Linked DNA regions of Homo sapiens: regions 1, 2, 3 and 4 are each linked to region 5. The links are chromatin loops, found by intact Hi-C in ENCODE. Cell type or tissue: endothelial cell of umbilical vein. All regions are shown on one strand. Region 1 overlaps INPP5A (inositol polyphosphate-5-phosphatase A). Region 2 overlaps INPP5A (inositol polyphosphate-5-phosphatase A). Region 3 overlaps INPP5A (inositol polyphosphate-5-phosphatase A). Region 4 overlaps INPP5A (inositol polyphosphate-5-phosphatase A). Region 5 overlaps LOC107984282 (a long non-coding RNA gene).

The links. Hi-C counts contacts between places; a loop is a spot of excess contacts. Peaks named below come from ENCODE experiments on the same cell type or tissue, not always from the same donor. Only the 100,000 strongest peaks of a DNase experiment are listed, where the experiment ranks them.
Region 1: a loop joins it to region 5, with 3 times the contacts of the local background. A loop is called at or near these places in 36 of 110 quality-filtered maps.
Region 2: it touches region 5 in a loop (6-fold over the local background); 19 of 110 quality-filtered maps call a loop at or near these places.
Region 3: it touches region 5 in a loop (6-fold over the local background); 20 of 110 quality-filtered maps call a loop at or near these places.
Region 4: it touches region 5 in a loop (5-fold over the local background); 37 of 110 quality-filtered maps call a loop at or near these places.

The regions. Positions count from the first base shown.
Region 1 is chr10:132,626,329-132,631,328 of GRCh38, reverse strand. The region is part of intron 2 of INPP5A (inositol polyphosphate-5-phosphatase A); the gene reads right to left. Among named protein-coding and RNA genes, the nearest start is that of INPP5A, 91 kb to the right of the region's middle. RefSeq lists an enhancer at 1-2,804. In endothelial cell of umbilical vein, no CTCF peak of the experiment used is centred here; no DNase peak of the experiment used is centred here.
Region 2 is chr10:132,570,071-132,575,070 of GRCh38, reverse strand. All of the region lies in intron 1 of INPP5A (inositol polyphosphate-5-phosphatase A), which reads right to left. Among named protein-coding and RNA genes, the nearest start is that of INPP5A, 35 kb to the right of the region's middle. RefSeq lists enhancers at 1-116, 117-886, 887-1,656, 1,657-2,425, 2,646-2,695 and 4 more. In endothelial cell of umbilical vein, CTCF peaks have their summits at 2,498 and 2,751; a DNase peak (open chromatin) is centred at 2,930.
Region 3 is chr10:132,586,540-132,591,539 of GRCh38, reverse strand. All of the region lies in intron 1 of INPP5A (inositol polyphosphate-5-phosphatase A), which reads right to left. Among named protein-coding and RNA genes, the nearest start is that of INPP5A, 51 kb to the right of the region's middle. In endothelial cell of umbilical vein, no CTCF peak of the experiment used is centred here; DNase peaks (open chromatin) are centred at 169 and 3,009; H3K27ac peaks cover 1,970 bases.
Region 4 is chr10:132,635,809-132,640,808 of GRCh38, reverse strand. All of the region lies in intron 2 of INPP5A (inositol polyphosphate-5-phosphatase A), which reads right to left. Among named protein-coding and RNA genes, the nearest start is that of INPP5A, 100 kb to the right of the region's middle. In endothelial cell of umbilical vein, a CTCF peak has its summit at 2,798 (motif pointing right); a DNase peak (open chromatin) is centred at 2,818.
Region 5 is chr10:132,514,444-132,519,443 of GRCh38, reverse strand. LOC107984282 (a long non-coding RNA gene) reads left to right here. Exons shown (of 4, transcript NR_158224.1): 2 at 1-1,327. Among named protein-coding and RNA genes, the nearest start is that of INPP5A, 21 kb to the left of the region's middle. RefSeq lists enhancers at 742-1,249, 1,758-2,265, 2,266-2,774, 2,775-3,282. In endothelial cell of umbilical vein, no CTCF peak of the experiment used is centred here; a DNase peak (open chromatin) is centred at 2,093; H3K27ac peaks cover 676 bases.

The DNA of each region.
Region 1 (5,000 bases), 110 kb before region 5:
AGAAAGAGGCCTGTTTGTGACCAACCAGACCCAGGTTCCCACAGGCCCCTGGTCAGACAGCCTCCTCAAGGCGCAGCCGATGGGACCGGCCAGGGCACACGGAGCAGCTGTGTGGGCAGGGGCCTGTTCTTCTCTCCGCCCTGCACACAGGACACCATGAGTTTCCATGACCTCACCGCAGGCAGCCTGGCCAGCCTGTGTGATCTGGAGCTGCCTTTCCTTGGCCCTGCGTGGGGCTGGGCCACCATGGGGAGGGGTGTGGGACCCAGCAGGCCCCACCCAAGCACAGCCTAGAGGTTTTTTGGGGAGACTGTGGGTTCTACCACACTGACCACATGCAGCAGCCTTCCCCCCAGAGATAGGGCAAGTGACTTAAGCAAATCTGCAGATGGAGCCAGAAGCTGCTGCCGGAGACGCCACGGGCAGAGGTGGAAACGCAGGGCTCTAACCCGAACAAAGTCCGGGCTTGGGCCATCGAAGCTCCCACAAATCAGCTCTAGTTTAAGAAGCACGTCCCCCGCCGCCCCCGCCGCCTCCCGGCCCCCACCACCGCACAGGGCAGGGCAAGGTTAAGTCCAGGGTCATGGCAGGTGCGACCGAGGCCCCACCCGCCCCCCACCCTCATGGACACTTTCACTTCACTGATGCCTTCCCCTCATGGATGTCTTCCCCTCATGGATGTCTTCCCCTCATGGATGTCTTCCCCTCATGGATGTCTTCCCCTCATGGACGTCTTCCCCTCATGGACGTCTTCCTCTCATGGATGTCTTCCCCTCATGGACATCTTTCCCTCATGAAAGCCTTTCCCTCATGGATGCCTTTTCCTCAAGGATGGCCTCTCTTCATGTATGCCTTTCCCTAGAGCTTGCCTTCCCCTCAAGGACACCCTCCCCTCATGGGCACCTTTCCCTTATGGACACCATCTCCTCATAGACATCTTTTCCTCAAGGACACCTCCCCTCAAGGACGTCTTTCCCTCATGGAGGCCTTTCCCTAGAGGACACCCTCCCCTCACAGACACATATCCCTGGAGGATGCCTTCCCCTCAAGGATGCCTTCCCCTCATGGACGCCTTCCCCTCATGGACGTCTTCCCCTCATGGACAGCTTTCCCTCATGGACGCCTTCCCCTCATGGACACCTTACCCTCATGGACGCCTTTTCTTCATGGATGGCTTTCCCTCATAGACGCCTTTTCCTGGAGGACATCATCCCCTCATAGATGCCTTTCTGAAGGATGTCTTTCCCTAGAGGGTACCCTATCCTCGAGGACGCCCTCCTCCATGAACACCTTTCCCTCATGGATGCCACCTTCCCCTGGAGGATGCTTTTCCCTCGAGGATGACGTTCCCTCAAGAACGCTTTGCCCTCAAGAACACTCTCCCCTCAAGGACGCCCACCCTTCTTGGATGCCTTCCCCTTATGGACACTTTCCCCTTATGATTGTCTTTCCCTGGAGGGCAGCTTCCCCTGGAGGACACCCTGCCCTTGTGGACACCCCTCCCTCATGGATACCCTCCACTCATGGACCCTCCCTCATGGATGCCTTCCCTGGAGGACAGCTTCCCCGGAGGCCACCTGGCCATCGTGGATGCCATTCCCTTGTGGATACCCACCCCTCATGGATGCTCACGTGTGGAATGCATGTGGAGAACTGCCGCAGCACAGGGCTGTCCGCACAATGCAGAGGGAAGGGCCAAACCACGCAGCAGCAAGTGAACACTCATTCCACAGCCACTAGCACCAACCCTGGAGCCACACTGGAGACTTCCAGAAAAAGAGGGGACACAGAAGAACCTTCTGTTCAGGTCTCCCGTCGCCCCACAGCCAATCTTCCGCTATGCATGCAAATGTAACACAACTCCCTTCAAAGATGTACGATGAGATTTTTATCTTCAGCCACTTTCCTGAGTCACTGAAAGTTCATGAAGACACTGAACAGCTGCAGGGCCCTGGCTCGAGAGGATGGGGCCATTCGTCACCTGAAGTTGAGCAGGCGGGCAGCGCACTGCCCTACAACAGAGCTGGGGTTCCCTCACGTGGAGTCTGTGTTTCTGGAGCTCTTAGGAGGGGAGGGCTGGGGTCAGAGGGCAAGAGCAAGTTTGAGGCCACTGCTGTATAACACCAGGTAGCTTAAAGAGGAACCACCCATCTGCAGTGCTGGGGACACACGTCAGGCAGCCAAATGGACCCACCCTCGGCACCCAGAGGCCAAGAATGGGAATGCCAGGTGCTGCTTCAGCTGTAAGCAAGGAAGGGGCACTACCTGGCAGCCACCTCCCCTCGCTCCTGCCATCTGTGCGGCCACGGCTCAGGGTCAAACACACCCGGTTCTGAAGGCCACACAAAAACAGATAACATGTCTCATTAATAACTGTATACTGATTATATGTTGAAATGATAACATTCTAGATACACTGGGTGAAATAAAATATATTATTAAAATAATTTCACCTATTTCTTTTTGCTTTTTAAAATGTGACTCTTCAAACTTTGAAATGACATATGCACTTTACACACCATTTCTATTGGATGGGGCTGGGCTAGATTCTAAGAGAAGCTTTTGACCATCTTTCTATTGGAATTTTACATGTTCTCTTTCATTTATAAGAGTTCTTTATAAAAATTGTTAAACCAGCCTATTGTTGTTTTTAAAAATATATTCCCAGTCTGCCTTTTAATCACATTTAAACTCTAAGAGCCTAAGAAAAGTCCTGCCAGTTTTATTTACTCGAATCCATCAGTCTTTGCCTCTACAAATTCCTTCAACTATGTGGAGTTTAGAAAAGCCTTCCCCATCCGGAAAGGAAATAAACAGCCATGTTTCCTTCTACGTGTCCCCCACGCCACGCCCCCCCCCCCCCCCGCCACCAGAGCACATCTGGAGGGAGAGGGGGCGGCCACCATAGGGCACAGGGCTCCAGGCCCTCACAGCAGTTAGTGCTTCCTGAATGGTGCTGCCGGCCCGGTGGAATTCACTCTGTCACTCCTCACAGTCATTGCCAGCCATGGGTGCATGCTCACGAGGAAGCGGGGCACGGTGAGGTTACACAGCCCAGAAAGGGGAGCCTCCCATCAGTCTCCTCCCAGGGTCCACGATGGGCTCTCAGCCATGCCGGCCCTTACTGAGCTGGTAGGAATGGGCCTGAGCTGCGTCAGGCAGACAAGGATCACACTGTCTTCCAAAGGAGACCAGACCACTGGCAGGAGGTCTGCTTTTAGAATCTGGTTTGCGGTTAATTTCCACACTTGAGCCTAATCTAATGGTTGCTCTTCACCAAGAGTAGATCCGCAGCTGCTGATCAGAGCGCTGTGCTGTAAACACCCTCCTGGGCAATGGCAACCAGTGAAGACATCAACATCAACAACAAAGTCACCGAGTCAGATTCGCGTCCCTTATCTCCAGTTTCTCTCCACACCCGACGCCGCCACTCCAGCCTGGGCACCTCCCCCACACGGCTCTCTCCACGGCCTCACCCCTCCCGGTTTCCAATACTCCAACCAAAGGTCCTCACAAATCTGTCCGTGGCTGCCGTTACCCTGAGGATGAAGAAAGTCTGAAGCTTTTCACGGGGAAGAGGAGGCCCTGTGGCATCTACCCGTCTGCATCCCCTGTCTCGCCTCTCACTATAATCCCAGCCATCTCACACCCCCAGCCCCGGACCACACTGTGCTCGCTGCTTTCACCACGATTCCTGGAAGGTGTCTTTTTCGGCTCTCACTCCCTCGTTCATTTCACTTGTCATCCGCTGCACGTTGCTGGCAGCTGGGGACACAGAGGGAGTCGGGACAGACCAGGCACTGGCCCTCAAAGCACCCACTTCTGGCAGGGACGCTGCTGGACGAGGCAGCCACCGCGGACAGCTGCACGCATCTTGGGAGCCGCGCCCAGCACCGCCAGCCCCACCGCCCTCCAGACCCACCTGCTCAGCGGCCAGGACAGACCCTCTCAGGACAGGTGTGGAGCCAGCAGCAGCTCCCGGCCCCGGTCTCCCCGTGAAGCCTCCTGGGAGCACCCAAGGTGAGGTATTCCCAGCCTGTCCACCCTCAGCCCCTCCCTCGGTCGGCAGAGGCTCCATCACAAAATGCCACAGACCAGAGAGCCTAAACGAGACACGTATTTCTCCCAGTTCTGGAGCTGTCAGTCTGAGGCCAAGAAGCCGGCCGGTTTGGTTCCTGGTGAGGGTCCTTCCTGGCTCACAGAGCTGCCTCTGCGCCCTGTGGAGAGAGCCTGATCCCGTGTCCCTTCTTGTAAGGGCACCCATCCCATCCGGGGGGCCCACCGCATAACCTCATCTCACCCCATCACCTCCCAAAGGGCCCACCCCCCTCAATACCATTACACTGGGGTCAGAGCACAACCTATGAACTTGGGGGGACACAATTTGGTCTATGACACCCACCCCGCCCCAGTGCCAAGCACAGGACCAAACTACAGCCAAACAGACTCTAGCAGAACACACGACCCTTCGAGGGCAGTGGGGCATGAGCTGGGAGGGCCTCACACGGAGCCAACAAGGGGCCTCCCACAGTCGCCACAGGAACCCCTGCACTGCTGTGAGCTCGGGCTGTCCACAGGGCACAGCAGACTGCTAACGTGTGCATTCCACAGCAAGCCTTGACAATCTGTCTGTAAAGAATCTAAGTGCTGGCTAAAACGAACACCAGAATCCACCTTGTGGATACTGACAGAGGGCTCTTGTGCACACCCACAAAATCTCACTTCAGAACAGAGAGAAAGAATTGCACAGTCTGCGATCTTGAACACGCCAGCTCCCACAACTGTATATTGCTACGAGGCACTTAGCGGTGTCAGGGAGCCGAAAGGCAAAGGACAGCACCAACTGTGAGAGACACATGGAGTGACCAGGACTCCCACCTACTGGCTGCAGGCGTGACCAGGCACCTCACCTGGGCAGCTCCTTGAAGCCTTCAACACACACCCACCCTACAGCCAACAGTCTCCCTGAGGAATGGACCCAGGCAGAATGAAGGCGTGTG
Region 2 (5,000 bases), 56 kb before region 5:
ACGGACACCCCGAATCCGGAGCCCCCGGGAGGACTCCGCAGACCATATGCTGAGGTGTGCTTTGCGTTTCTATCGTCAGGTGGGCTGCAGGCTTCCAGGCTAGACAGCTCCTTACCACCAGAAGTCCGTGCCTACCAGCTGCCTCACGCCCCAAGGCCCAGCAACAAGGACAAGCACCTCCCCAGAGCTTCCGGAAGGCTCTCACAGAAACCACATTCCAGGCCTTTTAAAACGAAAAACACCCCCCAGCTACTCCAGAGGCTGAGGCAGGAAAATGGCTTGAACCCAGGAGGCAGAGGTTGCAGTGAGCCAAGATCCCACGACTGCACTCCAGCCTGGGCAACAGAGCGAGACTCTGTCTCAAAAAAAAAAAATACTGAGACCCCATCTCTACAAAAAATAAAATAAAATAAAATAAAATAAAATAAAATAAAATAAAATACAAAATTAAAAAAAAAAGAAAAAAAAGAGAAAAACACCCTCCCTAAGACCTCTGTTCACCCCTCCCTGTGTGAGGCCCAGGAGGCATCAGTAAACAGAAACAAGGCCGGCCCTCACACAGCAGGTACACCCCAACATCTCAACAAAACCTCACACAGGACACACACCCAACATCGCAACAAAACCTCACACGGCACACACACCCCAACATCTCAACAAAACCTCACACAGGACACACACCCCAACATCTCAACAAAACCTCACACGGCACGCACATCCCAACATCTCAACAAAACCTCCCACGGCACGTACAACCCAAAATCTCAACAAAACCTCCCACGGCACGCACACCCCAACATCTCAACAAAACCTCCCACGGCACGCACACCCCAACATCTCAACAAAACCTCCCACGGCACGCACACCCCAACATCTCAACAAAACCTCCCACGGCACGCACACCCCAACATCTCAACAAAACCTCCCACGGCACGCACACCCCAACATCTCAACAAAACCTCCCACGGCACGCACACCCCAACATCTCAACAAAACCTCCCACGGCACGCACACCCCAACATCTCAACAAAACCTCCCACGGCACGTACACCCCAACATCTCAACAAAACCTCCCACGGCACGTACACCCCAACATCTCAACAAAACCTCACACGGCACACACACCTCAACATCAACAAAACCTCACACAGCACACACACCTCAACATCAACAAAACCTCACACGGCACACACACCCCAACATCTCAACAAAACCTCACACAGCACACACACCCCAACATCTCAACAAAACCTCACACGGCACACACACCTCAACATCAACAAAACCTCACACGGCACACACACCCCAACATCTCAACAAAACCTCACACGGCACGCACACCCCAACATCTCAACAAAACCTCACACGGCACGTACACCCCAACATCTCAACAAAACCTCACACGGCACGCACACCCCAACATCTCAACAAAACCTCACACGGCACGCACACCCCAACATCTCAACAAAACCTCACACGGCACACACACCCCAACATCTCAACAAAACCTCCCACAGCACACACAACCCAACATCAACAAAACCTCACACAGCACACACACCCCAACATCTCAACAAAACCTCACACGGCACGTACACCCCAACATCTCAACAAAACCTCACACGGCACGTACACCCCAACATCTCAACAAAACCTCACACGGCACGCACACCCCAACATCTCAACAAAACCTCACACGGCACACACACCTCAACATCAACAAAACCTCACACAGCACACACACCCCAACATCTCAACAAAACCTCACACAGCACACACACCCCAACATCAACAAAACCTCACACAGCACACACACCTCAACATCAACAAAACCTCACACAGCACACACACCCCAACATCTCAATAAAACCTCACACGGCACGTACACCCCAACATCGCAACAAAACCTCACACGGCACACACACCCCAACATCTCAACAAAACCTCACACGGCACACACACCTCAACATCAACAAAACCTCACACAGCACACACACCCCAACATCTCAACAAAACCTCACACGGCACGTACACCCCAACATCGCAACAAAACCTCACACGGCACGCACACCCCAACATCTCAACAAAACCTCACACGGCACGTACACCCCAACATCTCAACAAAACCTCAGTATCTACAAAAAGTAGCTGTGTATGAAATAAACCGAGCTGATGTTTCTTTAAACAAGTTCTTTCAATGGGATTCCAGAGGCCCAGGTCTTGCATTTCAGCAATCAGCAGAGCAAGGGAAACACTCCAAGGCACGCTGCAGACAGACGCCCAGCAGAGGCAGGGCCAGAAGCAACACCAGGTTAAGTGGCACAAACTTTCCCTCAGCAACAGTGTCCTCTGAATCCTGTCCTGTTATAAACGCTACCGAGTAAAGCCAGAACAAGCACACTAGCCCATTACCAGGACTAGAGCATGAGAACCAGCAGTACCAAAAACACTTCCCAAGGGCTAGACACATGAAAAAGAGCAAACGGCACATCCCCACCAAGAGCCCTGGGTCACGCTGCTTCACAGGGAAAGCAGCCCTGGGCAGCCTCAGCATCCCTCCCAGGGAAAGCAGCCCCGGGCGGGCGTGCTCAGCATCCCCCTCCCCCAGGACAGCACCAGCACAGCCCTACGAAAGGCCCCACCCCCAGAAACCACGACTCCTCCCAGGCAAGCTGTGCAGCTCAGGCACCTCCCTGCAAAACAGAAGCTCAGGGAAGGCCTCTGGTCCAGGTGAGGGGCCCCACACCAGGGGCATCTTGCCACCAGGGGCATCTTGCCACCAGGGGCATCTTGCCAGCTGAGAAACTCCGACATTCTTCTGAAGGCCCCCCCATGGGCCACAGGCGTTTTCCTCTGAGTATCACAATGGTCCCTCCGGCCAGCCTCTCGGCACACCTGGGCCAATACCCTGTGGGTTTCCGGCCAGGCTCTTGGATGAGTCACCTTTTCCTAGACTATCTGCGGTGCCAGACATGAGCTGTCAAATCCCCAGTGTGTAAGTCCCAAGAGGGCTCTGCAGGCTCGTCCTGTGCTGCATGCTACTCAGCAGGCCTGAGTCTCTTCTAGTCAGGAGGGACCACAGGAAACAGTGAGACAGAGGGGCACAGCAGTGGGGGACAGAGGTGGTGGTCAGGGTGCGGCCCACTCTGCCTCTAGCCCAGTCGGTCGTTAACAAGCTCAGATGCCAGAGCCAGCCCCAGCTCAGTTCACACCCTGCCCCCTCCACCTGCTACCGCAGGGCCTCACACTGGCTGCTCACTCGCTAGCCCCTGTCTTTCCATCTGTGCAATGGAGCAACACAGCACAGGCATCAGGGCTGTGGAGATGATAGGTCTCCCTTCAGACACTCGAGGTCCTTACAGCACGCACGTCAGGGCTGCGGGGATGACAGGTCTGCCTGCAGACACTCCGGGTCCTTACGGCACAAACGTCAGGGCTGACATACCTAGAGACACACCACATCCTTACAGCACTATCTGGCACATAAAGGACATAAATATCAGCTGCACTTTTTTTAAATTTAGCTAAGCTCCTTAATAGCTCTGTGTAGTCCAAAGTTGGTGGTTTTGATTATCAGTGGTCCTGAGTGACCCAGAACCACACACAGCGGCAGGAGCTGGGCCTCTGTGTTCACCCAAAGGGAACTGAAAGAAGCCCTTCCCCGCAGCTGGGGAGGACAAGGCCCAGACAGGCCCATGTGGCAGAGCCCGGCGTGCCAGCAGAGAGGGTAGGCAGGTCCCAGCAGTGTGATGAGGGATGGGTGTGTCCTTGCGCCAATGGCCCTCCTCCTCTGCTCGGCAGGAGCCTCTGGCCTCGCTGCTTTGCTAGGCGATCTCTCCTTTTCTCCCTCTTGCTGTTCACCTCATTCAGCAAAAGGCACCTGCCTCATGCTGCATTCCCAGGTAGCTGCTGTCAGGGCCAGGGAAGGTGTCCAAAGGGCCCAGGGCGGAGCCCACGGTGAGGAGGGCCCAGCAGGTGGGCGTGCACTGTGCCCAGCTGGACCTGGCCAGGCAGCAGGAGGGGTTTGGAGAATGTTCCAACGCCCCGAACCCACGGGAGTAGGCTGTGGTGGGGAGGGAGTGCCTCGTTTTCATCCCTCAGCCCCCACCCACCAGGAGAGCCAGGCAGGCTGCTGCCGTGTGATGCGCCGCTGTGCCGATGAGAGGCGACCTGAGAGCAGCAGCGGCCGGAAGGACGGCCCTCTATCCACATCGCAGCACGAAGCTCACTGGCACAGAACACCCCCACCTCCTGCTGTCCTGGCAGCCCAGAAACACCCAGCACCAGCCAGTCACCCAGAAGTGTCACCACCGTATGGGTGTCCCCAGCCACCACTTCCAAATGGCTCAGTTGGTCCCTTGGTTTTATTGTTGGTGCACTGGAATTCTTACAAAAAAAAAAAAGTGTTTTGGTACTTAGAAACACAAGAGCTGAAAACGAAATATTCAAAGCAAACACCCACAATGAAGATTCAGTGGCCAAGTTGCCCAGTTCTCCCATGAGTCTGTGTGTGGTCAGCACCAGCAGCAGCACCAGGCCAGCGGGGGTTCAAGGACCCAGTGACAGCTAGAGAAGCCTTGCCACCCCTTTCTCCCCTCCCCAGACAGGATCGCAGAGGGACTCCACATACCTCGTCGGAAGGAAAACCCTCCAGCTCCACCCGAACTCCTCCCGCTTCCCAGGGCCAGAGATGAAACTGATGGATACGAAGGTGCCCACGGGGCATCCACAGAAGGGCTACAGTTAACAGTGAGCCCAAATGGTCATCTGGTTCTATGAGAGCTCACAGCTCAAGGCAAACGTGCAGTCACCAACAAGAAAATATCAGCAGAGCGCAGGCTCACACCTGTAATCCCAGCACTTTGGGAGGCTGAGGCGAGTGGATCACCTGAGGTCAGGAGTTTGAGACCAGCCTGGCCAATAAGGCGAAACCCCGTCTCTACTAAAAATTCAATTAAAAAAAACAGTGGGGGCCCAGCGCGGTGGCTCACGCCTGTAAT
Region 3 (5,000 bases), 72 kb before region 5:
CATTGTGTAAGAGAAAAACTTTAAGACATTCCTGAAGGAAACGAACAAAAGCTTTGAGTCCATGAAAAGACCTCTCTTGTTTCCAGGGACCATGACTCGGCGCCATAGAGCTGTCAGTCCTCTCCAAGCGAGCGCAGAAATAGCCCTGGCCTGTCCCACAGCCTGCCAGCGGCCCGCCCCGCCCAGCCCAAACCAGACAAGGTGATTCTAAAGTTCATATGGAAAAATAAACTATGACTCAAAATCCAAACACAATCCTTAAAAAGAGTGAGTCAACTCTAACTTTTTTTAAACTTTGGCATGGCAAAATCAAAAGACAAATGTCAAACTGGTTGAAAATATTTGCAATATATATCACAGATAATTAATCTTCTTGCAATTGAAAGAACTCTTAAAAGTCAAGGGAAAATACAAAACAAAACAAAACTGATGGAAAAACGGGCAAAGGACCCATAGAGGAGTCACAGAAGATCCCCAAATGGCGTCATACATGAGGAGCCTCCTCCCGCCAAGCTGGGAGTGGGGCGATGCCACCTTCCCTGTGACAGCAGCCTGGGCCCCCAGAGCTGATGGCACAAGAAGCGCCCAAGCTCACCTTGGTAATGTTCCTGCCCAAAATCTCTAAGTGAAAACCATGGAGCAACCAACTACCTAACTAACCACGGACAGGACACAGCTAACCACGGAGCGAGCAATGACCACAGTGACCCACACGGCAGGCTGCCCTAAAGACAAGTGGGCTAGACTCTTTCAGATGGCAATGCCAGAAAGAGCAAAGCAGGGGCCGAGATGAAAAGACTCAAACACTCACGACCTCCAAAGACGGCACGTGGCCCCTGTGTACATCCAGGAAGAGGAAGAGGGGACTCAACGCTACCGAGGCTGTCTGGAAGCAACGGGGTGCGGTGATTCTAGACGCGACGCTTGAGATCACTGCACCGAGGACCCATCGCTGGAGGGTGCGACCAGCATGGTGGTCGGAACATCCTCGAACGCAGGCCCCACTGACATCTTTACACGTGTCGCAATGTCCACACCTGTGTTCCAACAGTGTCTCCCCCACACTCCTCTGTGCCCCAGGAGGTGTTGGACACAGCCAGCCTGACTTCCCAGCCTCCCTGCCGGCAGACAGCTGCTGGAAACCACCTGCACTCCTAGCGCGGACAGTGTGGGGGACATCATGGAGGCCGCACTGTCCCTCCCCACACAGAACGGCATCATCACAGACGGAGACGATACTGTCAGTCCCCACACAGGACGGCGTCACCACGGATGAAGGCCACACTGTCCCTCCCCACAGGACGGCATCTGACCACTGCAGGAGGCCCCATCCCACAGGACGGCATCTGACCACTGCAGGAGGCCGCATCCCTGGCGTCCCTCGCCAGCCACATACCTTGACCAATTATTTCAAGCCAACTTCTGGAAAGCCCAGGTGCCATAACTCTCAGCCACCTTCGAGCCTCCACTTGTAGACCGTGTCCTTTTCCAGCCGTGTTGACAATGTGAAACCATCCGTGCAGGAGCCATGGGTCTCGTCGAGGGGCTCCCCGAGGCCTGGCATGGCATTGCACATCGGTGCCCTCCCACCACGCCCTGCTCCAGCCTCCTCTGTGACCTCCCTGTGCTGGCGCCAGGCGTGGCCCTGGGTGGAGGCTGTGGGCTCCCTGGCATGGGATAACCTGCGTCACCCCCTAACCCCACAACACCCCTCGCACTGCTGGTCTGCACAGGGCGAGAGTGGAAAGCCAGGAGCGTCTCTTGGAGTCCGAGGCCACCTCTGGTCTGTCTGCTCTCTGAAGGCCATGAGACAACACCGTTTGGGAGGACAGGGCAGCAGGGCCATCCCTCTCCCACTCACCAAGCACTGCCTGGGCCCTGGCTGGCAGGGAGCACTCGGGGTTCTGGGACACACAAGACCCACAAGCTGTGCAGTGCACACCGGCAAGAAACCTCTACAGGCAGAAGGCTTCCCAAGGCAGGACTCCGTCCCAACAGGAAGAAAATGCTGGAAGCAGTGGAGGCTGTGGCCAGTGGGGCCTGAGGAAGGACAGGAGGGGCGAGTGCCTCGGCTTGGACCGCGGCCCCTACCGGAGGCCCTGGCAAAGGGACCCTCAGGGTTTGGAACCAGGTGCCCACATTCTGACCCACCATCCAGGACCTTCTGCAAACTCCACCTTCCCTTTGCCTCAAGAACCCGCACAGCAAGCCTAGTGGGAAGGCACTCCCACAGCTTCCTCGAGCCCGCATGCGCACGTGGCCCTGCAGGGTGTGGGTGCCGCCTGTCAAACGACCCCAGCGCTCCCTCAGCAGGCAGGCAGAGTGAACGCCTGGTCAGAAGGACTAGTGGGCTTCAGAGACTGGGCAGGAACCCTGCACGTGGCGCAGATGTGGATTCCAATCCACAAAAGCCGGGAGGCCTGGGCAGCAGCCCCCACACCCTGGACCACACCCCACACTCCAAGAAACAGTGACCACTGATGGCGACACACACCAGAACGTGGGACCACACACCACACTCCAAGAAACAGTGACCACCGATGGCGACACACACCAGAACGTGGGACCACAACCCACACTCCAAGAAACAGTGACCAGCGATGGCGACACACACCAGAACGTGGGACCACATCTCACACTCCAAGAAACAGTGACCACCATGACAACACACACAGAACGCGGGACCACACCCCACACTCCAAGAAACAGTGACCACTGATGGCGACATACACCAGAAAGCGGGACCACAACCCACACTCCAAGAAACGGCAACCACCGATGGTGACACACACCAGAACGTCAACTCATTTCCTTCCAAAGACTTCCTTAAAACTTTCAAATACAAGTCATTTAAAAAAAAAGCACTGTGGGTGCCTTAACCCTGTAGACGCAGCACAGGCTAAGGCCTCCTGGGGACACAGGGTGGGCGCTGTGCTGGGGGGTGGGAACCCAGGGCCGTGCTGCTGATTCCTCAGGAAATCCTGCCCCGCACGACTCGCTTATCCCTGTGGAAAAGCATTTCCTTTCATGAGAAAAGTCCTCTTGTCTGTGCAGCCATAAATACATTGCAGCTAAAAATAGTTTTGTAAAAGGAAGTAACGACTGGGCCTTCCACCAAATGAGAAGCACAAACTGTGTCCAGGCGGTGCAGGAGGAAGGCCCGTGAGAAAGGACCCAGTCTGCAAGCTGCGTCTCCCGAGTAGGACAGAGAGCTGTCTCGAAATTCAGTTTTCTCTCAGAATATTATTCCTGTTAGCTGAACCTCACAGAGCAAGAGAACTATAAAAGAAAACGGGGACACAGAGGAACAGATACCTTCTGATGAGAGATAATTCAGAAATATCCTCCTCTTTCATCAAATACAGAGACAAAATCAGCTTAAGTCTACACATGATGGCAAATTTCTCCAAAAGATGTCTGCTAGCAAACTGAATCCACTGGGAAAAGGGCTGCATACCCTAGAATCTATTTAAAATGACAACTTATCATTAGAGAGGATCAAATCCTTTTTTTTTTTTTTTTTTTTTGAGATGGAGTTTTACTCTTGTTGCCCAGGCTGGAGGGCAATGGCGCCATCTTGGCTCACTGCAACCTCCGCCTCCCGGATTCAAGTGATTCTCCTGTGTCAGCCTCCTAAGTAGCTGGGATTACAGGCGTGCACCACCATGCCCGGCTAATTTTTTGTCTTTTTAGTAGAGACGGGATTTCACCATGTTGGTCAGGCTAGTCACGAATTCCTGGCCTCAGATAATCTGCCCGCCTCGCCTCGGCCTCCCAAAGTGCTGGGGGATTACAGGCATGAGCCACCATGCCCGGCCAAATTCTAAGAAACAACACAAGTATAACTTTGAAATCATGGCATACACAAAACGCAATTATCTACAGGCCCCGTTTCTGAACGGAATCCTCTGGCTAGCTTCTGAGCACGGCATACAAACAACAAAGAGGGAGAGGCTGGAGTTCAGGCAGGTTTAAACATTGGCCCAGAAATTTCGCCTGCTCCCCGCGTCCCAACAGCTCTGGTTACAGGGACCCTGTGGACAAAGGTTCCGTCTGGTATGGCCGCATCCTTTCCCCGTCATGATTTCTGACCTCGAATCACACAGGCCATGCCAGGATCCCTGCCAGCCCCACAGAGCACACCATGGGCTGTGCTGGCAGCAGCAGAAGCAGGCTGGGCCACCCAACTGCTCCTCAATCGGACCCCCTGCCACCCCTGTGAGGATGTACCAGCCCCTCCTGCCCAGACACGGCCCTCACTCCTGCTGCCAGCAGGTAACAGGTGAGGAACGGGCCCAAGCTGCCCTGGGTCCATCTCCTGTCCGCCCTCTGAGTTCTGTGGACACTGTTCATTGCCTACTGTTTTCACACTGGCTCTCTTGTTTTTTAAATGTGTTTGTATTATTTTTTAAAACTGAAAAAATCAAGTCATAGCACACTACATGGCTCAGCTGTGACTGGAATACACGCAGTCCTAGTGACAGTGATCTTGCTGATGACAGCGTAACGATGGCGGGGGAGGGGCCACCCAGGGGACGGGGAATGATGACATTGGTCTGCAGAAGCCGACAGATGATGAAAAACTAGCTCCAGCTCCGACTCCGACTCGCTATTTACAAACACAAAGTGGGCACAAGCAGAGAACCACAGCCTCGCCGCGCTGCGCCGCCTTCTGACGCGCAGGAGAGAACCGTGGCCTCGCCGCGCTGCGCCGCCTCCTGACATGCATGCATGTTTCTTTCTCTGTTCAACTTAAATGGAAATTGCTTTTCAAAAGTCAATCATACTTGTTTCAGAAATTTGGGGAAATTCAGCGGGAGGGAAGCACAGAAGAGTTAAAATCACCAGCAGCGCCATCACCACGAGGCTCTGGCGCACGTATCCGTAACCAGCCATTTCACTCCAGATTCCAGTGACTTCACAGGAGCCCGTCGTCACCGGCCACCCTTCCAGGCCACCCATGGTGACCTCCAGTCCCCCATGCCAAGTGACGCCTCCAG
Region 4 (5,000 bases), 120 kb before region 5:
GCAAAGAGGGGCAAAGAAGAACAGGAAACGGCCGAGAGAAAAGAAGGTATACAGAGACACGCATCAACTAAAAGGCACTACAAGGGCATATCAGCAGGGGCTCCGGTTTTGCCATGGGAGCATGTGGCCCTCGGAGGCCACTGTTCCCGCCGAGGACAACCACACACTACAAACAAAACATGTGCCCGAGGAGGCTGAGAGGTAAAGAGAGGCAGACAGGCAGCGCCGGGAGTCAGAGCCTGGAGAAGTGATACACAGGGCGAGCCTCTTATTCTTTCCCTCTTCGGGCTTTGCCCAAGCCTGGGCCACACTTACGGGAGCAGCAGAATGTGGACCCTACAAATCCAGAGGAAACCCCACCCTCTCTCTGGCCAGAAGAGCAACAGAAAGAAACCCAGGCTAGCCGGACGGTGTGGGGCAACCCTGGAGGGAAGAGCTAGGAAGAGGGAACCCTAAGTCTGTGTATGAAGCCGCTTGAGTCTCCAATAACCCCAAACACACACATGTGTGACAACCCACGTGAGCGAGCAGAGGCTCTGAGCAGTGAGGTGGGCTCTGACCAGCACCCAGCATGAGACTGAGCTTATGGTCTGTACCTCATCAGGGTGAATGCGTGCATGCTGAGAACCGTAAGAAAAGCCAGTGTCTATACAACGCAGCATCCACAATGACCAGGACACAACCCTGAGTTATCGGAATCTGAAAACATGGCCCACATTTAATAGAAAGAATGACAGACAGATGCCACCACTAAGACAACACCAATGCCGGACACAGCAGAGGAAGGTTTTCAAGCAACAACTACAACATGCTCCATGAGGTCAAAGTAAATACTCTTGAAATAAATGAAAAGACAGAAAATTTCAACAGAAACTATAAAGGAGAAACAAATGGAAATTTCAAAAACTAAAAACATTTATACAACATCTAAAATAAATGACCAGAAGAACTCAATGGTAAAATGAAGATGACAGAGAACAGCTGGCAAATCTGAAAATAAGTCAGTAGAAATTACTGAAATCAAAGAACAGAAAGCACAAAGGTTCAGCAAAAGCCAGCAGAGCCTCCAGAAAATGGCATCACATCTACTCTACGCGTAGTCGGAGCAACAGAAGGAGAGGAGAAACAGATGGTGCATGAGAAAAACACTTGGAAAAAACAACGGCCAAAATGTCCCCAAATTTAGTGAAAGACATACATTTACAGATTCTAGAACCTCAGTGAGTGCATAACAAGATAAATTCAAACAAATAACAAGATAAATTCAAAGAAATTCCTATCTAGGCATATCTGTGCCACATTTTATCATAATCAAATTGAGGAAAAACAAAGATGTATTAATAGAAAAAACTTCTGAAACCAACTGGACAGAAGTAACAGAACACACATACAGGAAGGAGTCAACAATTCAAATTACCACGGATTTCTTATCAGGAAACCTGGAGGCCAAAAGACAGTGGAACAAGGCCTTTAAAGTGCTTAAGGAAAAAAAAAAAAAAAGTCAACCCAGAAGTCAGTATCTATTGAAAATATCCCTCAGGAATGAAGGCAAAGGGAAACATTTTCACACAAAAGAAAACTAAGCAAATGTTCCACCAGCAGGTCTGCTGGAAACTGATGGCTGGGCAGGGCTGGAGGGGAATGATCTGGGGGCAGCTTGGATCTCCAAGAATAAGGAAAGGCAGGAAAAATGGGAAGCATCTGGGTAAATATAAAAGATTATATTTTTTCTTCTTGGGTTCTTTAAAATACATAGAATGAGCCTCCAGGGTAGCTGAAGACAGCCTAGTCCCAAAAATTTGCTCCCCAATTTTCTATGTAGGCAGGGGATGTGATATATAATGAATGTAACATATAAACTATGTCATATATATATGTAACTTATATAGAGAGAAAAACCCAAATTGCAGCCTCAGCGTGGCTTGAAGAAAAAGTGGAAGCTGCCAGGCTCAATGGCTCACACCTCTAATCCCAGCAATTTGGGAGGCCGAGGCGGGTGGATCACCTGAGGTCAGAAGTTCGAGACCAGCCTGGCCAACATGGTGAAACCCCGTCTCTACTAAAAATACAAAAATTAGCCAGGCATGGTTGCATACACCTGTGATCCCAGCTACTTGGGAGGCTAAGGCAGGAGAATCACATAAGCCCAAGAGGCAGAGGCTGCAGTGCTCCGAGATTGTGCCACTGCACTCCAGCCTGGGTGACAGAGCGACATTCTGTCTCAAAAAATAAACAAATAAATAAATAAAATAAAATTGGGAGCTACAAATAGCAGTGAATAAAATGAGGAAAAATCCAGACTCCAGAAGGTGATCTCTCGGGCTCCGGGACTGCCCCCGCTGGGGTGTGAGGCTTTGTGAAGCACAAAGGCACAGCAAGAAACACCACAAGAGAGGGAAGGGAGACACCAGGGAAGAGACACACAGAGAGTCAAACACACAGCCAGCAAGTCCGGAGGCTGAAGATTCTGGAAGAGCATCCCAGCACATCCGAGCGTGGGTTGGAACACAAGGCGAGACTTGGAGGCTGCTGTGATGGAAAGTGGGAGGCCCAGCCTAGCAGGACAGCCATGCTTCAAGGGCACTACTGAGACACTACCAACGAAGAAGAGAAAAATATTTCTAAAAAGAGAGAGAAGTAGCAGCCCTGAGTCACCAGGTGGCAAAGGAGAAAGGAAGAAAAGGCAGGAAAAGAGGGACTTGAAAGAGAAAGAGCGCCAGCAAATCAGAGAACGAACAACTCCCAGACCCCAATCACTGCCCAACTTCCAAAGCCAGCGAATGCACTTGGACTTTGCAATACCAACACAAGAGGGTGCTATTAAATTAGGAATCTTGCAAACCCCATACTCCCACTAAAGATGAGCAAAAGGAAGTCCCTACAAAACGGCTGTAAAAAAAAGACAAAAAATTGTACACACACAAACTGAGGAAAACGTGCCCGACCTGAGGAAAACGACCGTGAGGCAGAACAGGACGGGAGCCCACATTGCAGATAAAATCAAATCTACTCAAGCAGTCGAGAATATGAAAAACCACCTCACATCAGAGATGCGAAACTAAAACACAGAATGGACCACTGGGAGAAAGAGACGGAGAGCGCCCATCAACCTCGGGGGCGGCAAAGGCAAAGCACAGAACAGTCATGACAGAGGAGGACAGCCACAGCAGGCGCCAGGAGAGTCACTGGAAGGAAACCCCAACATGGGCATCAAAACCAGAAAAATCCACTGAGAAAGCAAAATCGCACAGAGAAAACAGCGTGAGAGAAAGAAGTGACCGTGGGAGACAGGCAGAGAAGGAGGAACATTTGGAGGATCAGGGACCCAAAGGACACCCGAAACACCTAACATTTAAAACTATAACCCAGGAAAACTTCAAAACAGAAAAAGACCCGCACTTACACACTCACCTGAAACACCTAACATTTAAAACTATAACCCAGGAAAACTTCAAAACAGAAAAAGACCCGCACTTATACACTGAAAGGCTCACTGAATACTTCAGAAAATTAACCCAAAGTAATCAACTCCAAGATTTCAAAGATAAAGATAAGATCCTCATGGCCTCCAGGTAAAAAAGATCAATTAAACAACAGGTGGCTCACGCCTGTAATCCCACCACTTTGGGAGGCCGAGGCAGCGGGCGGATCAACCACAAGGTCAGGAGATCAAGACCATCCTGGCCAACATGGTCAAACCCCGTCTCTACTAAAAATGCAAAAATTAGCTGGGCCTGGTGGCGCACGCTTGTAGTCCTACCTACTTGGGAGGCTGAGGCAGGAGAATCGCTTGAACCCGGGAGGCGGAAGTTTCAGTGAGCTGAGATTGTGCCACTGCACTCCAGCCTGGCGACAGAGCGAGGCTCCATCTCAAAGAGAAAAAAATAAAAATAAAAATAAAATGTAAAGAATCGGACCAGCACCAGTCTCTTCAAACCCAACATACGCACTAAGACGACAACAGAATGACCTTTCCTAAACATCTCAGTGAAATGAGGCCTGAACCAAGGGCGATTTATCCAGCAAAGCATCCTTCAAATTCCAAAACTATACAAAACAGTTTTCAACGTACAAAAATTTGGGAAATTTTGCCCCCATCAGCCCTTTCTGAGGAATCCAGGAAGGCAGGGCTGGTTCTCTTCCATAAATAACCAAATGGACATGGGAGCTCTGTGGTCCCTGCTCAGCAGCGCAAGGGCAGCCCCAAGGGACAGGAGCGACTGGGGGTGGCTGTGCGTCCACAACCTCGATTTCCAAAGGCGTGCAGCAGGCTGGCTTGGGCTGCAAACCAGGGTGGAGGGAGTGCAGTTTGCTGATGCTGAGTTCATTTTTTAAATTTGTATACATGTAAGGGGTACAGTGCAGTTTTGTGACGTGGCTGTTTTGCACAGGGCTAAAGCCAGGGCTTTCAGTGTAACCACCACTCGAATCGTGTGCACACTGTACCCTTAGGTGACTCTCATCCCTCACTCCCATTTAGAAGGGAGAACATGTGGACTGACTTTCTGAGCTGTTTCACGGAAGAAGTAAAGCAAGTTCTATCCACGTTGCTGCAAAAGACGATTTCATTCTTTTTATGGCCGAATATTACATTGCATATATGTGTGTGGTATAGAAAATACACACACACACACACACACACACATTTTGTTTATCCAATAAAGCATTTTTTTGAAATAATATTTCCAACTGGGATTTTCAACGTACACAGATGGAATACATGCCATATAGAAACCTATGTGATTTCAAGATTTCAACATTGCACATGAAGTAGTACAATATTAACTAGCAACCACTTGAATATGCCTTTTTTTTTTTTTTTTTTGTCTTTGAGATAGGATTTCGCTCTGTCACCCAGGCTGAAGTGCTGTGGTGTGATCACAGCTCACTGCAGTCTCCACCTCCCAGGCTTCAGTTATCCTTCTGGCTTAGCCTCCAGCCTCCTGATGCTGGGACAACAGGTGTGCACCACCAAACCCAGCTAATTTTTTTTTTTTTTA
Region 5 (5,000 bases):
TCCCCGGGGGAGCTTTGCTCATGGACACGGGGACCAGGCAGCATCTGGGGTCCCCGCTGAACATTTGGTAATGAACATGGCAGTGCTCTTCCCAGCACCCTCCCCGGAGCAGACAGACCAGGAGGCAAAGTCTGGGCATGACAACACTGTGTCCGGACACCAGAGGGGGAGGCGGCTGTCCAGAGAGGCTGCGTCTCCTCCATGGGGAAACAGCCCCGTGCCTGACAACAGCAACACAGCCTCCTGGTGCCGGCCCCACAGCTCAGGTGCTCTCACCACCTGGAGGAGTAGCTGGGATTACAGGAAAGGAAAGAGGAGCCCAGCAGGGGTTAGACAGGGTTAGCGGCTGCTGGGGAGTGAGCTGGCCAGCGGTCTGGGAAGTGTGGCTCGTGCCTCCGACCTTCACCCCGCAGAGGCCCTGAGTCCCTTAGGGATAAAATCTCCACCGATCCTTGTAGGTTTCACAATGTTAAACAAGTGTGCTCTGTGACCTGGTGTCTTCCTCGGGGATTTGTCCAGAAAACAATCAGAAGGTGGGCAAAGATACAGGCCCAAAGGCACCTCGGCTGCTTGTTTCAGCGGCCAAAAAAGCAGACGTGATATAAATGTCCATCGGCAGGTCTGGGTGGAGCAAGTTACGGCACCGGCCCACGTGCCCTTCAATGTAGGCGGGGCTTCTCCAGAGGGAGGAGCACAGAGACACGCCAAGCTGTGCCCGGACCAAATCACAGGTGCACTTGGCCTCACGCCCGCACCCCCGCCTTTTCCTGCGCTGGCCTCCATAGCGGCTGTAGGAACCGCTAGGGAAAGGTCTTGGGGGGACACAACCTGCTTTTACTTTTTTGTAGTTTGTATTTTTTACAAGGGGTATCATTTTTATAATCAGACAATACATGAAGCTACTTTCAGGGTCAACCATCCACACGAACTCTGAGTCTCTGCGTTTGGGGCCGGGCCCTGCCCCCAGGGTCTCTGCAGTGGAAGGACTGGAGCTGTGTTCTGGGTCCCACGGGCTGGAGGCAGCGCTGACTGGGTTGAGCCTGGGGCTTTCTCTGTTGCAAAAGTGCACCCTCCTCAGATGGGGATGGGGAGTGGCCTTCACTAGGGTGGTCCTCCTGGCTGAGCAGGGCCGGCCCAGGGGAGGGCGGGGCCAGCACGTCCCCAGAACAGTGCCTGTCCAGGGGCACAAGGGTTCACTGAAGACTCAGGAGAGGGGTTTAGAGCACAGCCTCCCTCTCCAGGGTCAGGTTCACGGGAGCTGTTGGGGGCTCCTTCCCTCGCAGCAGTGACCACTCCAAGGACCACGGCCTGGACATGAGCGGCAGCGGTGAGCTGGGAGCTGCTGGCCTGGTAGCTATTGTTTCCATGGAGACAGGGTCTCGGCTCAGGTGTCCTGGGGACGGCTGCACCCTGATGTATCTCACACCCCTGCAGGCCCCACGTCAGTGGTTTCTGGGGACAGGGTGCAAGGCTGGCTTTATGGGGGTGCAGCTAGGGCCCAGAGTGGCTGCCCCCAAGGCCCCATACTTGCCCCGAATACTTAGTCATTGTTGAAGGGTGGCCTCGCAGTTTTGTTTTGCACTGGGCCCTGCGTGAGCAGTGGGTACAGAGAGTGAATCCAGAAAAGGCCCCACAGACGTGGGAGACTCCCCAGGGTGGGCAGGGGAAGAAAGTCACCCTCCTGATGGAACAGCAGGTCCTCGCGGGGCAGAAAAACCAGGAGCTGCCCCCGTACAGTGCCTGGTCATCCCTGGGAAGCGCAGGAAGAAGGGGCGTGTGGGTGGGAGTCAGGCTGAGGGCGCAGCCCCTGCCCTGCCCCCACCGGAGGGACCCGGCTTGAGTGTCCAGGGCCTGGTGACCTGGCAGCCCCACAGCCTTGACCGAGCCCCTCCCTCTTCCGGGCTCTGAGAGGAGAGGCCACCCCAGGAGGAGGCCCTGCCGCAGCCTAATAATAACTTCCCGGCTGGTCCAGCGAGCGCCAGCGCAGGCTATTTTTAGAGTCCCCTGGCCCAGCCCCCATGTGACTCAGCCAGGCCAGTGCTGGGATGAGAAAGTCACCCTCTGCGTGGGATGCTCCAGGCGGCCAGTGGGCAGCCCAGGCCCAGGGGGAGGCCAGCAGGACCTCAGGCCTGTGGAACCTGGAACAGCCTCAGCCACCCCGCCCCACCCCCCGCTGGCCTCGGCTCCCTCCTGGCTCCCTGCCGGCTCCTCCCCCAAAGCTAGCTTGGAAAATCTGATGTCAGAATTCCAGCTTCCGCAGGAATGTGGCCCGACCTTCACCTCCCGGAGGAGCCGCCTTGTTGAGGCCTGAGGGGCTGGCTTGGATCTCACCCCTAGGCGTGCCCTGGCACCTGAGAGCCCTCTTTCCAACCAGCTTGGGGCCACCTGCGCCCCCCGCCCCACTGTGGCCCTGGCCAGACTAGTGCCTGCGTCTTGCCCTGCTACTGAGCGCCCCAAGGTGCCACGCGGCAAGTCCCCGGGCTGGTCTCGCCCCAGCAGCCATTTGTCGGGTGCAGCGGTCCGGGGGAACTTGTCTCTGGGACGGTTTCTGGAGCAGGTGACTTGGGTGCCTGTGTACCTGGGAGCCAAGGGGGCGGGTCCCTGCCCCAGCCATGTGTCACTGAATCACATGGGTAGGGAGGCCCCTGATCCTGCCTTTGAGGTGAGGGGAGGGTAGCAGGATCAGGAGAGAGCTGTGTGTGTGTGTGTGTGTGTGTGTGTGCACGCGTTGTGCACTGTGTACTTGCAGATGCATGCTGACGTACATGGTGTGCATGTGTGTACATGCATGTATGAGCACATATTGTGTGGATGTGCACATGTGTGTGCACTGTATCTTATATGCGTATGTTTGCTTGTGCACAGCACACATGTGTGCATTGTGAACATGAACTGTGCATGTATATATACACGTGCGTATGTGGGGTAGCCAGTCCCTTGGGAGCAAACCGTTGCTTCCTCAACGTCTTCTGGTCACAAGGAAGCACTGAGTGATGCGTCTCATGGCCAGGCACCTTCCCACCACAGCCGGAGCCCTGCACAGGCTCTCCAGCCCAGATCCACAATGCCTCCTGTGAGACTGGCAGTCCTCATGCCCCGGGTAGAAAGGGGAAGAGGGAGACCACTTCACAGCCAGGGCCAGCCATAGGGCAGAGGGCAGAGGACAGAGGGCAGAGGGCAGAGGACAGAGGACAGAGGGTGGAAGGCAGAGGGCGGTGGCTCTGCTGGAGCTGGGACACTTGTTTCTGCAGAGGCATGGGCACTGGGGGGCCCCTCCAGAGTCAAGGAGGCTTTGTAGTAGATGGAGAGAGAGCCGACCACCCTGGCTGGAGCTGGGGGTGCAGCAGAGTGAAATGAGACACCCAACACCCCAGTTCTCCCTCACCACTTTCCCAGTGGCTCAAGTGGCTTTGGGCACTGTCCCCTTTGCAAGCAGGAGAACCATGCAGGCAAGAGGTGGCAGCCAGGGTCCCCGGCCTCCCCAGCCTCCCAGCTCTGCCAGAGCTCCCAGGTGCCTTCCAGCTGTGGGACACATTGTCCTGACTGCCCATAGCTCCTGGGTGCCATCCGGCTGTGGAACATATTCCCGTTTATTTCCCAGAACGAGGTCATTCGGGAAGGTGGCCGTTGCTGTGCGAGCCCTGGACTCCCAGCATGGGAGCCGTCCCTGGTTGGTTTTCTCTGCTTCAAGCGTTAGGGTACTTTTATATGTAGACAAGAAAATTGCTTCCTGGGAAGATGGATGATAATAGGAAATTGTACCTTGTAGATCCCACATCTTTTTTTTTTCTTTTTGACTCCTAAGTCTGGCTTTAATGAAACAAAGGAAAATAAAAAGATCTATAAAAAGCGATTCATATTTTCTAGAATGAAAGCATTATGTTGTTTTTCATTAACTTCAAAATCTGTTAGAGAAAGGTTTCTGTTTTAAAGATCAGGCTGGCTGCCCCGGTTGCAGACTTCCTCTTTAAACTGCCCACTGAGGTGCCCCTGGAGACGGGAAAAGCACAAACCCATAACACCTGTGGAGTCCGAGCCCCAGGTCCACCGTGAGACTCTGGCAGGACTTGCAGGCAGCTGCAAGACTGGCGGAATTTGGTGGAAAACATGCTTGGCGGCCCCTCTGCTGTGCCTCCGCCACAGAGGCTGAGGCCAGAAACACAGACGGCCTTGGGCCCACCCCGCTCGTTGCCTCCCATGCAGGAAGCCGAGGCCTGTGTTCATCAGAGCTCCAGTCAGGGCTGCTTTGGGGGCAGCTCTGCCATTTCCCCAGGTGCCTCTTGTGGTTCCACCCCTTCCGAATCCAGGCAGGGATAGTGGCCGGGGACCTCCTCGTGGGGCCACACAGACCCCCTGCCTGAAAGCGTCTCCAGGAGAGGCCTCGGGCCAGGCCAGAGGGAGAGCCTGGGAGCCGTGAACACAGGGCTCTGCGGCGTTTTTGAGTAGGAGCAGACAGAGGGCTTGGAGGACAGAAGAGCTGAGCCAGACATGGATGGGGAGTCCCTGGGAACTGGCTCCCCCAGGGGCTCCATCCAGCCAGGGCTTCCGGAGGGTGCACCAGCCCCAGGTGGGCCCCAGAGGAAGGAAACCCATATACGTGTCCTGTTTTTGTCAAATGCAGAGCTGATCATCTTACACACATGCACCACATACACACACACACAGCACACACACCACACACATACCACACATACACACACCACACATATACCACACATACACCACACACAACCCCACACACCAATACATATGTGCATACACACACCACACACACACATGCACACACACCACACATCCATACAGGACACATTCATACATATACATGCCACAGACACACTCACCACACACCACACACACTCACATACGCACACCACACACATGCACACACAGCACACATCCATACATATACACACCACACACACACCACACACCACGCACATACCATACACAGTCATATACACCACACATGTCACACACACATACTCCTATACATACGTGCA